Regions from separate parts of the Homo sapiens genome. Here regions 1 and 3 are each linked to region 2. Evidence: chromatin loops called from intact Hi-C (ENCODE). Cell type or tissue: heart left ventricle. All regions are shown on one strand. Each heading gives the region's core, and the rest is flanking DNA. Links, peaks and the distances in the headings are about the cores only.

What was found. Peaks named below come from ENCODE experiments on the same cell type or tissue, not always from the same donor. Only the 100,000 strongest peaks of a DNase experiment are listed, where the experiment ranks them.
Region 1: a loop joins it to region 2, with 2.8 times the contacts of the local background. A loop is called at or near these places in 56 of 110 quality-filtered maps.
Region 3: a loop joins it to region 2, with 2.2 times the contacts of the local background. A loop is called at or near these places in 2 of 110 quality-filtered maps.

What each region holds. Positions count from the first base shown.
Region 1 is chr1:184,082,658-184,087,674 of GRCh38, forward strand. It overlaps a transcript of TSEN15 not described here. Among named protein-coding and RNA genes, the nearest start is that of TSEN15, 33 kb to the left of the region's middle. In heart left ventricle, for the core only: no CTCF peak of the experiment used is centred there; no DNase peak of the experiment used is centred there.
Region 2 is chr1:184,561,496-184,566,512 of GRCh38, forward strand. The region is part of intron 3 of C1orf21 (chromosome 1 open reading frame 21); the gene reads left to right. It also overlaps the pseudogene LOC100129573. Among named protein-coding and RNA genes, the nearest start is that of C1orf21, 180 kb to the left of the region's middle. In heart left ventricle, for the core only: CTCF peaks have their summits at 2,012 and 2,212; no DNase peak of the experiment used is centred there; H3K27ac peaks cover 1,547 bases.
Region 3 is chr1:184,613,104-184,618,120 of GRCh38, forward strand. All of the region lies in intron 5 of C1orf21 (chromosome 1 open reading frame 21), which reads left to right. All of the region lies in intron 2 of LOC107985236 (a long non-coding RNA gene), which reads right to left. Among named protein-coding and RNA genes, the nearest start is that of EDEM3, 140 kb to the right of the region's middle. In heart left ventricle, for the core only: no CTCF peak of the experiment used is centred there; no DNase peak of the experiment used is centred there.

The sequences.
Region 1 (5,017 bases), core at 348-4,347, 480 kb before region 2:
GGTTCTAACTCTTCCACTTTTGCTACTTTTTATCCCCAACAGGTTTTTTCCCCTAGGTTTATTTTGTCTTAGGGGTAGGAAAAACTGATGCCGACCATTTCCAGATCAATTTTCCTTCTAAACATATTGTTTTTGCCAAGATTTTAGATTTTGGAATTCAAAAGCCAAGAATTTGCTCTTTTTGTTCTGTAGCATAATCCTGTTCCTGAGGCAGTGTGCCAAGAAAGCCTGTATGGGAAAAAGTTCACAGGGAACAAGAATTACTGAAAAGGGAAAATATATCAGTTAATATATCAAAAATTATCCAGTTACATTCACAAACAGAAGGTGTTAATTGTCATTAAAATTCATATTGATACTCACAAGACCTATTTAATTTTCTGAGGGTACATTTTATCTTATCTATCAGCTTACATCCCACCTAATGATAATGCAGTATTTGATACAGAGTAGAAGCTCAATAGAAGTCTTATTTGATTGCATTCAAATATTCATAAATGGACTACTACCCACCCCATCCAATTCCTGCCATTCCAGTGGCAGGGCAAGGACCAGCTGCTTTTCTGCCCTGTCCACTTTGTACAGAAAGCAGAGCTTCATGTACCTCAGGCTGTGAGACAAATCACCATCCCATGCGATTTTCTTTTGTAAGCATGCTTATGCTACAAGATCCCTTATATTTTGATCCCTTGCCTTAGAGTTCTGAGAAATCAAAATAAGGATTTATAAACAAAATATATCTGCCTGATAAGTTTACTTATTATTTGATTACACATCCTTTCCTATGCCAAACCTATGCATTTATTTATTCAACATTTTTTGGGGAAATGAAGGCATGTAAACACTGCTAAATTTGGAAACTCTACTTAGAAATGGTAATTCCTCTCACATAATTATACAATTATTGTGGATTGTACTTCTGTTGATGACCACAGATGGGGATGCTGTGGTTTTGAATATTGGGTGAAAAATTGGTCATCTCTTCTCCCATCCCAAGTGAGATCATTAGAAAACTTGGTTCCTATAAATATAACCAAGAATGTTGCTTTTTTCTGGATTGTACATTCTCTATTGTTTAGATATAAATGAATAGAATTCATCCACTTTGGACCATAATGTTCCACTCCCACAAAATGAAAGGAGTTGGTGCAGATACTATCTGTGATCCCCTCTAGCTCTTTATTTTGGTGATCCTATAATTGAAAGATTTTGCCACATAGATCTTTCCTTCTCACCCTCACGCTCATCACCCTCTTCCACCTCTACCCCTGTTAAAAACAACAACAACATATTCCTCCCATCATGGGCCTTATTAATCCACCATTAGAATTGTGCTCCTTTGAATTTTTGAGGCCCAAGAGACTTGCAAGGCAGAGTTTTGACTTCAGAAAACCAACAGTGACATGGGACAGTTGTGTAATCTCCCTGAGTCTCAGTTTCTCATCTGTAAAATGAAGGACAAAGTGTGTCCTTCCAGGGTTGTGTTTTCCTCACACATTGAAATGGTTATGTGAGGATAAATGAAGCCCAGCATACAATAATCTATCAATGATCCTTCCCTTTGCAGCCTCCAAACTCTTCCCATTGATGTGCAGGTTGCCACCTTGGGAGAGAATACATGATAACTAGCTGAGAGCCAGTCCTCCAAGGAGTAGGACCTAGATGTTTAGCAGGGTATGAAGAAGGTAGTCTTAGTCCATTTTGTTGTTTGATATTCTGTTATTCTAACTATCACACCCCATCCCACCTATGATGGTTTTAAGATATTATCCATAAATCCTTTTGATTATTATCCATAAATCCTTTTGATTATTATCCATAAATCCTTTTGATTTATGGATAATATCTTAAAACCATCACAGGTGGGATGGGGTGTGATAGTTAAAGAGCATTTTAATTTTCTGTTATTCTGTAACAGAATATCAGAGACTGGGTAATTTATAATGAACAGAAATTTATTAGCTCACATTTCTTGACACTGGGAAGCTTAAGATCAAGGGTCCAGCATCTGGCAAGGGCCTGCTTGCTTTATCTTATGGCAGAAGGCAGAAGGGAAAGAGAGATCAAGAGGAGTCAAATTAGCCCTTTATAATGGCACCAATCCTGCCCATGAGGGTGGAGCCCTCATGGTCTAATCACCTCTTAAATATCCCACCTGTTAATACTACTACAATGGCAATTAAATTTCAACATGGGTCTGGAGGGGACAAACATTCAAACCACGGCAAAGGTAAAGGAAAAGATGGGGGGACAATTTTACCCTTTGAAAAATTTCTCAGGCCTGATCTTGCTGCTGCTGTTGCTGCTGCTAATGGTGATGGTGATGATAACACTTTTTTTTTTTGGTCTCACTTTGGGGGATCCTTTAGGTTTAGATAAATTGCATAGGAATAAGATAAACACCAGCTATGCAGTGGGAGACTTATATCAAATAAGGGAAATTTCCACTGCAGGGAAGCTGTACTGGGGCAATTCATTAGGACTGAAAAGAAGTTAAACTTAGCACAGCACAAAAGCACATTGAAAAGTTCTCTCTAAAAGAGAAGGGGGAATGTTCAGGGTGCATTTAAGTCATGGGATATGGCAAGGAGCCTTCTGTTGATGGTGGGGATTAGGTCTCTTGAAGGAATGAATAAATTAAAAAACATGAAATAATAACTAGCAATTTGTAGTTGTATAAGCATGCCTATATTACAGTGGGGGATATAAGGACCTTATTTTGTTCCCTTCTATATTCCCAGAAGTTAGAACAGTGTCTGATACATAGTGGGTGTTCCACAAATATTTGTGGAAGAAAATAAACAAATGAATACACATAAAATAATGTCAAGTGATGACAAATGCTATGAAGAACATAAAGCAGGGTATGGGGATAGAGTGTGACAGGAATGCAATTTTAGTTAGGGTGACCAAGAATGGCTTTTCTCTGCAGGTGACATTTGAGCAGAGACCAGAATGCAGTGAGGGTGGGAGTCATGCAAATAACTAGAGGACCAGCCTTGCGGGCAAAGGGAACAGCAAGTGCAAATGTCCTGAGTTTAGACCATGATGGGATCTGAAATTTTGCATTTCTAACAAGTTGTCTGATGATGTCAGTGCAGCTGGTCCATGGACCACATTTTGAGTAGTAAGGGTATAGACTAGAGTTTGACCCAGGAGTCAGTACTAGTCAAGTTCAGTACTAGTCAAGTCAGTACTAGTCAAGGAACTGAGTAGTTCTGTCTGAGAACTGAGTAGTACTGACTAGTCAAGTCAGGACTAGTCAAGGAACTGAGAGGTGAGGTCATTGCATGAGAAAAGAGGAATGCAAAACTGTATATGAAATATATTCTTATCTATACAAAATGTATGCAAAGAGGGACATGAACAATATCAACAGTGTTTTCCTCAGTGGGGTTGCACTTCAGATTATTTAAATTCTCTTCTTTTTAGATTATTCCAAAGCTTCTGCCATGTGTATTTATCACTTTTATATTCAGAAAAAAACATTTTTGGAAAGTTCAAAACAGAAAATATGTGTTTAGTTAAGACACAAAGTTCAAAATGTATTAAAATATTTCTAAATTTTAAAAAAATGTTATGGACACATGGGAATTGGTTGGGGTTTCTGATGAAAGGCTTCATAAAGGAGATGACTTTGAATCAAATCTTGACATCTAAGTAGGCAAAACTAAGTTAGAGTTCTTAGCAGCTTCTCTTCTCTCTTCCTGTTCTTGGGTGGAAGTTGGGGTGGGGAAGATATAGGGTATGGATGGTATATTAGTAATCTATTGCTGTGTGACAAATTATCCCAAAGCTCAGCTACTTAAAACAATAGTTTTTGTGGTTCAGAAATTTGGGAGCAGCTTTTTGGCTCAGGGTCTCTCATGAGGTTTCCATGAAGATATTAGCTAGGGCTTCCATTATCTGAAGGCTTGACTGGGGCTGGAGGATCCACTTCCAAGATAGCTCACTCACATGGCTGTTGGCAGGAGAAGGCCTTGCTTTCTTGCCATGTGGATCTCTCTACAGGACACCTTGGGTCTCCTCATGATACTACAGCTGGCTTCACTCAGAGCGAATGACCAGAGTGAGAGAGAGGGAGAGCAAGAGAGAGTGAGAGAGAGCTAGAGAGAGCACGAGAGAGAGAAGATCCAACACCTTTGATGACCTAATCCTGGAGCACACACACTGATGCTTCTGCTTTATTCTGTTCATTAGAAGCAAGTTGCCAAGTCTAGTCCATACTAGGGGGAGGTGTATTCAAGTTTACCTTTTGAAAGGGGGGAGTATCAAAAGGATTTATGGATAATATCTTAAAACCATCACAGGTGGGATGGGGTGTGATAGTTAAGGCCATTTTAATTTTCACTTAAAAGGGACTGTATAAAATTCTAGATACTATGGATTACTGTAGGAAACTGTCAGTCATTTAGCATGCCTGGTGTTTAGCAGGATGGAGGGTAGAAAGGTATGATGAGGAAAACATCTAGAACATAATGCAAGCCACATATGTAATTTAAAATTTTCTAGTAGCCACACTAAAAGATGTTAAAAAGAAAATACATAATTTTAATAATATGCTTTTAGCTCTATATATGCAAATATTTTCATTTCAATGCATAACCAATATAAAAATTATTAACGAGATATTTTAGACTCTTTTTTCTTTTTACTATCTCTTTGAAATCTGGTGTGTGTTTCATACTTATAGCATCCTTTGGTTTGGACTAGCACAATTTCAAGTGCTCAGGAGCCACATGTGGACAGTGCAGGTCTAGAGAACTAGGCCAGAAGCTAAGAATAGGTCACCAAGAACCATAATCTGTATCCATTGTCCAAACAGAGGGCCCAGTAAAGGGTTTAAGCTGAAGGGCACCATGATCAGACTCCTGGTTTAGAAGTCACTCTCACTGTTCTATGTGTAGAACGTGGAGGGTTGGAGCAGGCAAGCCCAGACATAAGCACATAATCAGGAGACTTTCAGAACATCCCATGTGAGAGCTTGAATGAGGTTAGTTACACTAAAGATGGAGAG
Region 2 (5,017 bases), core at 402-4,401:
CCTTAGCCCCAGTACCTCTCAAAGTGTTTTCTCTCCTAAATCTTTTTAAGTTGCTCCCTGAAAAGCAACTTTTGATTCCAAAAGTCTGACTTTGTTGAACAGGTATGTTTCTAGGGTTGTTTGTTTGTTTGTTTGTTTTGAGTCAGAGTCTGGCTCTGTTGCCCAGGCTGGAATGCGATGGTGTGATCTTCGGCTCACTGCAAACTACACCTTCCGGGATCAAGTAATTCTCCTGCCTCAGCCTCCCAAGTAGGCGGGATTACAGGCGCCCACCACCATGCCTGGCTAATTTTTGTATTTTTAGTAGAGACGGGGTTTCACCATATTGGCCAGGCTAGTCTCTTGGCCAGGCTGGTCTCGAACTCCTGACATCATGATCCGCCCACCTTGGCCTCCCAAAGTGGGGTTTTTAAAAACATGTTCCTTTGGGCACTTCCCCCCACCCCCAGTTTTCTTTCTTTCTTTTTTAAAATTATCTAAGATCATTTTTCACCCACCAAAAGGCCTTTTTTAGGTTTTCTTTTTTTAGCCCGTGTACCAGAATAGTAGTTTCATTGTTGCCAACTGCAAAAGGACCTATGTGTTGTGGATGCTGCTGTAAGCTATTTCTAAGAACAAACTAAATGGTTCTAGAAAACTAGTACATGGAGTAACTCACATATTTTCATGGAAAGCAGGAAAACCCCTTTGCCCCAGTGTTCCAGCAGCTGTCAGATCTTCTAATCATAAGCAACAATTTTCCTGGACTTGAGAATGGAAAGAAAAAAATTATATTTGACTTAGTAATTTTCAAAGAGTAAATTATAACAAATGGTGTTAGGTTGTTCACTCCACCTTTTAAACAGCAGTTATATAGCAATATCTCTCCCCGTACCACAGGAATGTTCCCATAAACTTGGATAAACTACATAGGAAGTAGCTCACATTTTCATCTGCACAGTTTATCAGTCAACAAGTGTTCACTGAGTTCCTTTTGCCTGGCACAGCCCTAGCAGCTGCATGAAATATCTGAGCAGCGTGTAAAGACATTGCCTCCTACTTCAAGTCATTCACCCCATACGGGAGAAGCAATGTATGAAGCATCGAGGGAATAATTAAGGCAACATAGTGATATCTTGGTAAATTGTCATTTGTCTACACAGCGCCTTTCAGCACACACGAATGATTCTTCTTCATTTTCTTTTAAGAAGCAAGTATTAAAAGTGCTGCAAACTTGTAACTGCTGGACTTGATCATCTTTATTCATTCAAAAAATTTAAGCATTTACTACTAAAATTATTTTGTGTAGATGTAGGCACTGTTCTACAACAAGTAATTTTGTAGACCACTAATGAAAGTTCAGAGAAGGATATATATTTGCACGTGTGCTTAATTCCTAATTATATAGACTTTGGGGTAGTTCTGCCTATTGTGTGACCTTTTATGTTTACATCACATTTTCTATTTTTGACTGAGCCTACATGACCAAAGTTGTGTCAGTTCAGCATAAGTGGTGCTCTGCTTTCTAACCTTCCTAGTCCTGTGTATTTTCTGCATCATGATTTATTAACAAGTACTTAGGTCATTTAGCTGAATTGTGGAGCAAGAGAGTTAGAGCTAAGATTTCCTGATTGCCAAGGTTTTGGTTCTTTGCTTCCTCTATATTAGAGATTCTGTTAACTACTATGAGATGCACATCTTACCATCATCAATAATGCTCTAGAGACACTGCCTCTTTCTTTAGGTTTAACACCTATGTTGTGTTATCTTTTAATCAAGTTCTTAAATGTGATAGGAGAAAAAACAATGGGTGATAAATGCTTCTGCATGAATAAAAATTAACTGCACATGTAATGAATACAACTTATTTTAAAATGTCTTCTGCAGCAAAACATTGTGTTGGTTAAAAGTTACCAAGCTGAGGTTAAATGGGTTTTAATTAAAAATTACAAGCTCATCCTACCCCAAAGCACTACCACATGCAACTCTAAAAATACCAAATGGATAAAAACCTTAAAATTGTTCAACAGCTCCCCCTAGCATACATAATTTCAGGCCGTCAGACTAGAAAGCAAATTCTAGTTATCATTTTTTACATGTCTAGTTACATGGGCACCTTCTTGACATTATTCCTGAATTGAATGTCTGAAGGTAATTATAAGCAGAGAATAGTGTAATCTAGCAAAATGATTTCTTGTGAAAATATTTTCAAAATGATTTTACTTGAACTCTGGCTATCCTCTATCCATTGTCGCTGCTTTGGTTGGCTGGTTCGAGGAGATTTCTGTTTTCTTTTGGAACAAGCCATCTAGGAAAGAAAATACAAGGTTGGGGGAAGTTCTTAAAGAAGATTGTGGAAATCCACAAGGTGGACAGAGAATATTTAACTGTCTGGTGAATTTTAGGAACACAGTCTCAGGGGTTTGGGCTCTTGAGCAGTTTAACCACTCTGTGACCTAGTTTCCTCCTCTATAAAATCAAGAAATGCTAATAGTACTTATATCGTAAGGCTGTTGTGGTTACTATGCACAAAGTGAATTCTCAGAGGTGATCAACAGTCATTGTTAGCATTATTTCACCGTGGATGCTTGAATGAGGTCAGGATCTACAGCCTGCGCTCTGACATTGGAGATACCTGAATTCAAACCCTCTGAGAGACCTTAGGCAAATTGCTGAAACTTGGTTTCCTCATTTCTAACTAGAAGTAATAATAACAACTACTGCTTACTACTCTAGAGTTAGAATATATATGCAAAATACCTAGACTGGACTAGGTAGAAGAGATAGAACACAGCTGTTGGTCTTACAGAATAATAATAATAATTCTCCTTATTTACTTATTTATTTATTTTGAGACAAAGTCTTGCTCTGATGCCCAGGCTGGAGAGCAATGGCGTGATCTCAGCTCACTGCAACCTGCGCCTCCCAGGTTCAAGTGATCTCCTGCCTCAGCCTCCCAAGTAGTTGGGACTACAGGAATGCACCACCATGCCCGGCTGATTTTTGTATTTTTAGTAGAGACCAGGTTTCACCATGTTGGCCAGGCTGGTCTTGAACTCCTGACCTCAAGTGATCCAGCCTCAGCCTCCCAAAGTGCTGGGATTACAGGTGTGAGCCACCACACCTGGCCTAATAATAATAATTCTCTAAGGCTAAGAGAACAGGAGACAATAATACTATAACATTCTGTAAATTGGAAAGCTGAGAGAGTGAAGAGTTGCATTTCTTAGCAAACCCAAGAAAGCCAGTTATATGTAGAATGAACCAGAGGCTCAGGAATTGCTAGCACTAGGGATCTCTGGAAACCTTAGCTGGGGTCTTTTCTAATTCAGCTATCACAGGACACAGCGAGTCACCTCTGCCATGTTTCACCTGCTGCTTACACGGCACACAGTCCAGAATTAGAAGGTGAGGTTTGAAAATTCACCTGTTTTCGTTCTGCTACCTACAGAAGTTCCACAGTAGAAAGGAAGGAGACCTGGATCAAAGGATAGGCTTTAATTATGCCACTAACAGTATGAACTTCATCAAGTCCTTTACTCTCTCTAGACGTTAGTTACCACTGATGTAAAATGAAGGGCTAGACTAGACTACCCTTAAAAGTGCCATCCTTGCTGTCAAACCTCATGATGTTAGAACAAAAAAGTATTTCAGGACAAGACTCTGAGGTTGACCTGGTTACTTTTCAGAAGTGTGTGCACACACATATGCACACACATAATAAATTTAGAACAGAACAATATTGTATTCTGATATTATTCATGAGGATAATTAATAGTATCTAAGAATTATTGAATATCCACCATGTTCCAGGTACTTGCACTATCTTACTTAATCTCATTTGATATAATAATAGTGTTTTATGAGAGAAATTCTGTTATCTTCAGTCTACAGATTAAGAAACTAAGGCTCTAAGAGTTTAAGTTACTTACAGACTTTAGAAACATTAAGTGGCAGAGTCTAGCTTTTAAAGATCTGGCCACCTTCAGAGCCCTGGTTCTCTAGACCTCACCATGCACCTCTTTTCTGAACACTGGTGCTTCTCCAGAAAGGTCATCACATTCATTCCAGTTCCTATGATTGCTTTCAGTTTGTAGTATGACTTTATTACCTTCAACTGGAAAATTATTTGGGGTGTCCCCCTGTAAAGTGGATTGGCATTGGAATTATAAACAAGCCAAGTACCATATTTCTCTCACGAAGTCAGTTTCCTCTGAATTCTCAAAGTCCACAGGCATGTAAAAGGCCCTGCATGTGTGAAATTACACATTATTAAAGTCCTGCATATTAAACCTTTACAGGATCTGTAGTTTTCCATTGTGACCAAACTTATACAGATCACTGTTGTTCAATAGATTACATGGCCAATTGTCCTTGGGACTGCAGACTATTTATAAATCTACAAGTAAATATTTTAACCAATCTGTGTATGTAAATTTTCTGTTTAATGTTGATTTTTGAGTATAAAAATAAGGAGAGGACATTTAATGGATGGAATGAAAGAGATAATATATTAAAAGGGGAGGGGAAGCTTAGGGGAGGATGGGGGTGAGAACTTCCAACTTTTGTTGTACGTTGTTTAAAATTGTGGATTAGGGTTATGAATGCTTTTGAGGAAGGTCTCAAAAGAAGATCCCCCAGCAAAGTAGGGAAGGGTACTTCCCGATAGGAGTCGAGGTGCCCAGGCCAGCTGCTATACTGGCACTGGGAGGAGCCCCACGTTCTGCCGTACCTGCCCCCAGGTTGGCTGCATGTGCCAGGGAGTAGTAGAAGTGCCCTGCTCAACAGGAAATGACTCTTTCCCCGCCACAGTAAACTGGGCCATCTGCTGCCCTTTTGGTTTGCTGCCTCGATTTTGCAGGTTGGAGACATTAAGGCATGAAGAAACCAAGTGACACGCTTCAATTCAGAGCCTAAAGAAGAGTAGTGACACATGTCGGACAGCTGCCGTGTTCAGCACAGTCCAGAGCGCGCCATATATATGAACTTGTTGTTCTCACCTCAACCCTGAGAGGTGGATTTCAGTGTGTCTTTGGAT
Region 3 (5,017 bases), core at 348-4,347, 52 kb after region 2:
CACGCCCAGCTAATTTTTGTATTTTTAGTAGAGATGGGGTTTCACCATGTTGGTCAGGCTGGTCTCGAACTCTTGACCTCAAGTGATCCACCCACCTCGGCCTCCCAAAGTGCTGGGCTTACAGGTGTGAGCCTAATTTATATAGTTAGGTACGTATGTGTAGGAAAAATATAGTATATGTAGAGTTCAGTACTCTCTGAGGTTTCAGGCATCCACTGGTGATTTTGGAACAAATCCCCCATGGATAAGCAGAGACAACTGTACTTAAATAAATACAAATAATGAATAATGGACAGTGGGATTCTAGTATCAACTTTGGTTGCCTCTCTTTGCAGTCCTGTTGCCCCTCTCCTAAGTTCCAAGCTATTCATGTAACAGGGCCTATGCCCTATTCTGTGTGCATAGTTTTGCTCAAAACTTATTATCAGTTGTGTTGTTTAAAAAGGCTGCATCTTCCATTATGATGTGCAAAACGTTGATGGTTTTCTTCCCTTACTAAAGTACCAGGACACTTTCTGTGTAATACCATTTAACAGCCTCCACCCTGCTACCCCCACACCCCAGCACTGCTTCCCTCCAAAGCCAGAGTGTTCACAACCCTTGGATATGGGCCACACGAGGACTCCATTAGGTACCCAAAATACAAAGATGGACAAGAAACATGTTTTCCCCCTCAGTAAGGGAGGCAAACATTTTGCCTAAAATTCTATACAACATGATGGTGCGATGGAAGGACCACTGAGAAGGGAAGAGACTGTTTCTCCCTAGGGCAACTACAGGGAAATCCCAGCTACTTGGGAGGCTGAGGAAGGAAAATTGCTTGAACCTGGGAGGTGGAGGTTGCAGTGAGCTGAGATCATGCCACTGCACTCCAGCCTGGGTGGCAGAGCAAGACTCTCTCTGAAGAAATAAAAATAAAGAGATGGGAGCAGGAGAAGCCAGCCAGGACAGAGTGAGAAGCACCGAGGCCCTTTGGTACTTGGCTTCTTTGAGGATCTGAATGTGAACTGACTGATTGAGATGTGGGCCCCATTTCTCACCTAGACAGTTTTATTTTCTGTTGGACCAGTTGGTCTCATTTTTCAGTATCATTGTAAGAGCTATAATTTATTAAGCACCTACCATGTGCCTAGCTTTGCTAAACACTTTCATGTATATGCTTAATTCCCACAACTCTGCAAGTTAGGTTTTATTGTCCCCATTTTACAGATGGAGAAACAGATTCAACACTTCCTCTCAGTCACTTTCATCTAGTCTACTCCAGTGGGAGAATACTCAGTTCACACTGATTGTTACATGTCTGAGGGATGTGTGTATTGGGCTGAATGCATACATGTCTATAGAAACATACTAAAAACATATATGATGAATCATACCTGACACTGAATGGCAAGGCCTAGACCAGCAGTCCCCAACCTTTCTGGCACCAGGGACTGGTTTTGTGGAAGACAATTTTTCCATGGATGGGGAGTTGGGTGGGGCGGGGTGGGGGTGGTTTCAGGATGATTCAAGCACATTACATTTATTGTGCACTTAATTTCTGTTATTACATATTCACCATAATGTAGAATCAGTGGGAGCCTTGAGCTTGTTTTCCTGCAACAAGATGGTCCCATCTGGGGATGGTGGGAGACACTGACAGATCATCAGGCATTGGATTCTCATAAGGAGCACACAACCTAGATCCCTCACATGCACGGTTCACAGTAGTGTTCGTGCTCCTATGAGAATCTGATGCTGCCGCTGATCTGACAGGAGGCAGAGCTCAGCTTCACTCACTCGCCTGTCGCTCACTTCATGCTGTGTGGCCTAATTCCTAACAGGCCATGGACCAGTAGCGGTCCATGGCTTGGGGACTAGGGACCCCTGGCCTAGACTATTTGTCTATTTTAAACCTGTGGAGGAAAAGTACGTTAGGCACATTGGAGGAACAGTTTCTTAAAGTCACTCTTTGAGCTGTTGCTCTTTAAACTAGCAGGATTTAAAATTAGGATGATGTCCTTTCCTTAGTACTTCTAATTCTTATAGACACACTTCAACAAACAAAAACCCCTTACACTAGAACCTTAGAAATGTGTGTTCTGCACTGACATCAACTTACACTTCCAGGAGGATAATAATACAGATAACTGAAGAAGACGTGGAAGCCTCTACACAGAGTAGGGTGTGGTCGGAAAAATTTTGGTAGGCAAAGGTTCCTTGGGGTTTTTTGAGTCTGCACCCGAAGGCACTCATGGTTCTTTCAAACAAGCCTTCTTTGTCACCATCACTAGGAGTTTCTGTTCTCCCAGCTTTCGAGGGCCTCCTAGGGATCTTGCTCTCTGCAGCTTTCAGTGTGTCCTTTGCACAAGGGTGGGATTGTGACTAAGATCCTCCAGTTCTAATTGAGTAACGCATCCTGACAAAGACTTCCATTTGGGGTTCCTTTAAGGGGGAAGGGCATACTTCTGCGAAGAATTGCTGTGTATCTCCCAAACCCGGCTCCCACTTCCTGCTTTCTGACAGCTGAAGGTCTTCAGGTTCTCTTTTTGGCACAGTTCTTTAAAAATTAAATGAGACATGAAGTCATGCTACAGAAGCAGGCTCCCTGTCCTGCCCAGTAGGGCCAGTGTGCAGATGGGGTCCCCTGTGATGCTGAGATGGGGCCCCTCCAATGACAATTCTCTCAAATCCCCTTTATTTTTATTTACTTATTTATTTTTAAAATGGCATATAGTAATTGTACGTATTTATAGGGTACATGTGGTATTTTGATACATGCATACAGTGTGTAATGGTCAAATCAGGGTACTTAGTATATGTATCATACCCAAGAGTTATCATTTCTTTGTGTTGGAAACATTTCAAATCTTCTCACTACTTTGAAATATACAATATATTACTACTAACTCTAGTCACCCTACTGTGCTGTTGAACACTAGAATGTATTCCTTCTTAACCATCCCCTCTTCATCCTTGCCCCAAGCCTACTATCCTTTGCACAAGGTAATCGCCTCTGGTAATCACCATTCTCAGGTCTCCTTTCTTAGAACGGCACTGGATGGCCATATGGTTTATGGCCATATCTTACTTTCAATGTGTTTTGATTTCAAAGTTTGTTACCAAAGAAGTTGCTTCTCAGTGCTGCTGAAACAGGTGATAATAAAAATGAAGCTGAATTGAATTTGAATTTAGTTACCAAATCACTGCAGTTGTAACAAAGGCAAGGAGCAGCCCTGTGGGCTTGCGCTTCTCTGAGCTTCCCCCGCAAGCATTAGGGCTTCACTCTTTGCCTTGCAGGACTGATATAAATAGTACGTAAAATAATATCTGCAAAGCAGCTAATGCTGTTTTCTTGCTCCTTTGTTTAGTAATGATAATAATTTCAGAGTAGCCAATGCTTGGGAAATGAAAGTTGCAGAGTCCTGTGTTTACAAAGAAGGTTTATATTGTATTTGTCCCTCAAAAGGTGGGGTTGGGGAGCCTTTACTGTGGTTTGAAATGGTCCTTCTACTACATAACCCAGAAACTCATTTACCAAATTGAAGACAATGAGAACACCACCTTTCATGTATGCATGTGTGTGCATGTGTGCACGTGTGTGTGCTTGTGTGTGCACACGTGTGTATGTGTGTTGTGTGCACGTGTGTGTGTGTGTGTGTGTATCTGTCTGCCATTCCTTCCACGTTCTTCCTCATGGATGAAGCACCCTCTAAACTCCACATTGGCTGGCTGAGACTTTGCTTTGATTTGAGGCCTCATTTAGTCACAGGTAGTAGAGGGACTTCGGTTTCTGCCGTAGAAGTTTTATTCATGTACATCGGTTTCTGGCCTGTCTGGAGTGCAAGGCTGAGGTGGGAGGAAGAGTTCCCTGACACCTATCAGATGACAGCTTATGGTCATAGTCCTTACTCACCTGACAGCCACTAAGGGAGGAGGTCCCTATTCCCCTGCCAGGGGGACTGAACAAACACAGAGTTTATAATAACAACAATTACAATAATAGTAGCAGTAGTAGTAATAGTAGCATTAGCTAACATTTATTGACTACTTGCCAGACACTATATTTTTTTCCATTTAATCCTGACCATAACCCTATGGGATGGAGACCGTGATTATCCCCAGGAAACCAAAGCCCAGCAATTTGTGCGCTGTCAAACAACAGTGTATATGTACATATATACACTGGAGATGTCCACTTTCCTTTCCTAATAAAACCTTCAGGAAAACTCCATGAGCCCTACCTTTCCTCTCCACCTGAATACTTGGGTCCATTTGTAAGTTACCTCTCAGAGCCTCGTGAGTTGGGGATCTGTGGAGAGCATCATCTGATATTTATGGCATTGTGTGGATACATTTGTATGTGTCTTGTTCCCCAGATTAAAAAATAAATCCCCAGTGGCCAGGCACCTTTAAGTTCTTTCTAGCTCTCCAGTGTGTGACTCAGAGCATGTCTCCTGAGTGTTCTGGGCCAAGGCTAGGGATGGCATCTGCTTGGGCAGTGTCACCAGGGAGGCTGCCCATGGGATGACTGGCAAGTACACACTCCTTATGTCAGGAAGACTGGTTACCCAGCTTCTCTGCTCAGGAGAGGTTTTGTGCAGCAAGTAAAACAAGCCTAGAGATGACACTGGACTCAGACACTCTGCAAGCGGTAGGGGTGGGAGTTAGCAATCTGATGATGGAGGAAACCAAAACATGCTAAGGGGTGAATCCCATTCTAAGGGAGCAAGCAATCTGGGGCCAGTTGGCATGGGAGTGAGCAGCCCCACCTGCTTCCACAGGCCTGAAGACTTCATTGTGTGGCAGTTTGTTGTTGTTGTTTTTTTTTTTTTTTTTTTTTTTGAGATAGAGTCTCACTCTGTCACCCAGGCTGCAGTGCAATGGTGCGATCTTGGCTCACTGCAATCTCTGCCTCCCAGGTTCAAGCGATTCTCCTGCCTTAGCCTCCCAAATAGCTGGGACTACAGGTGCCCGCCACCACGCCCAGCTAGTTTTTGTGTTTTTAGTAGAGATGGGGTTTCACCATGTTGGTCAG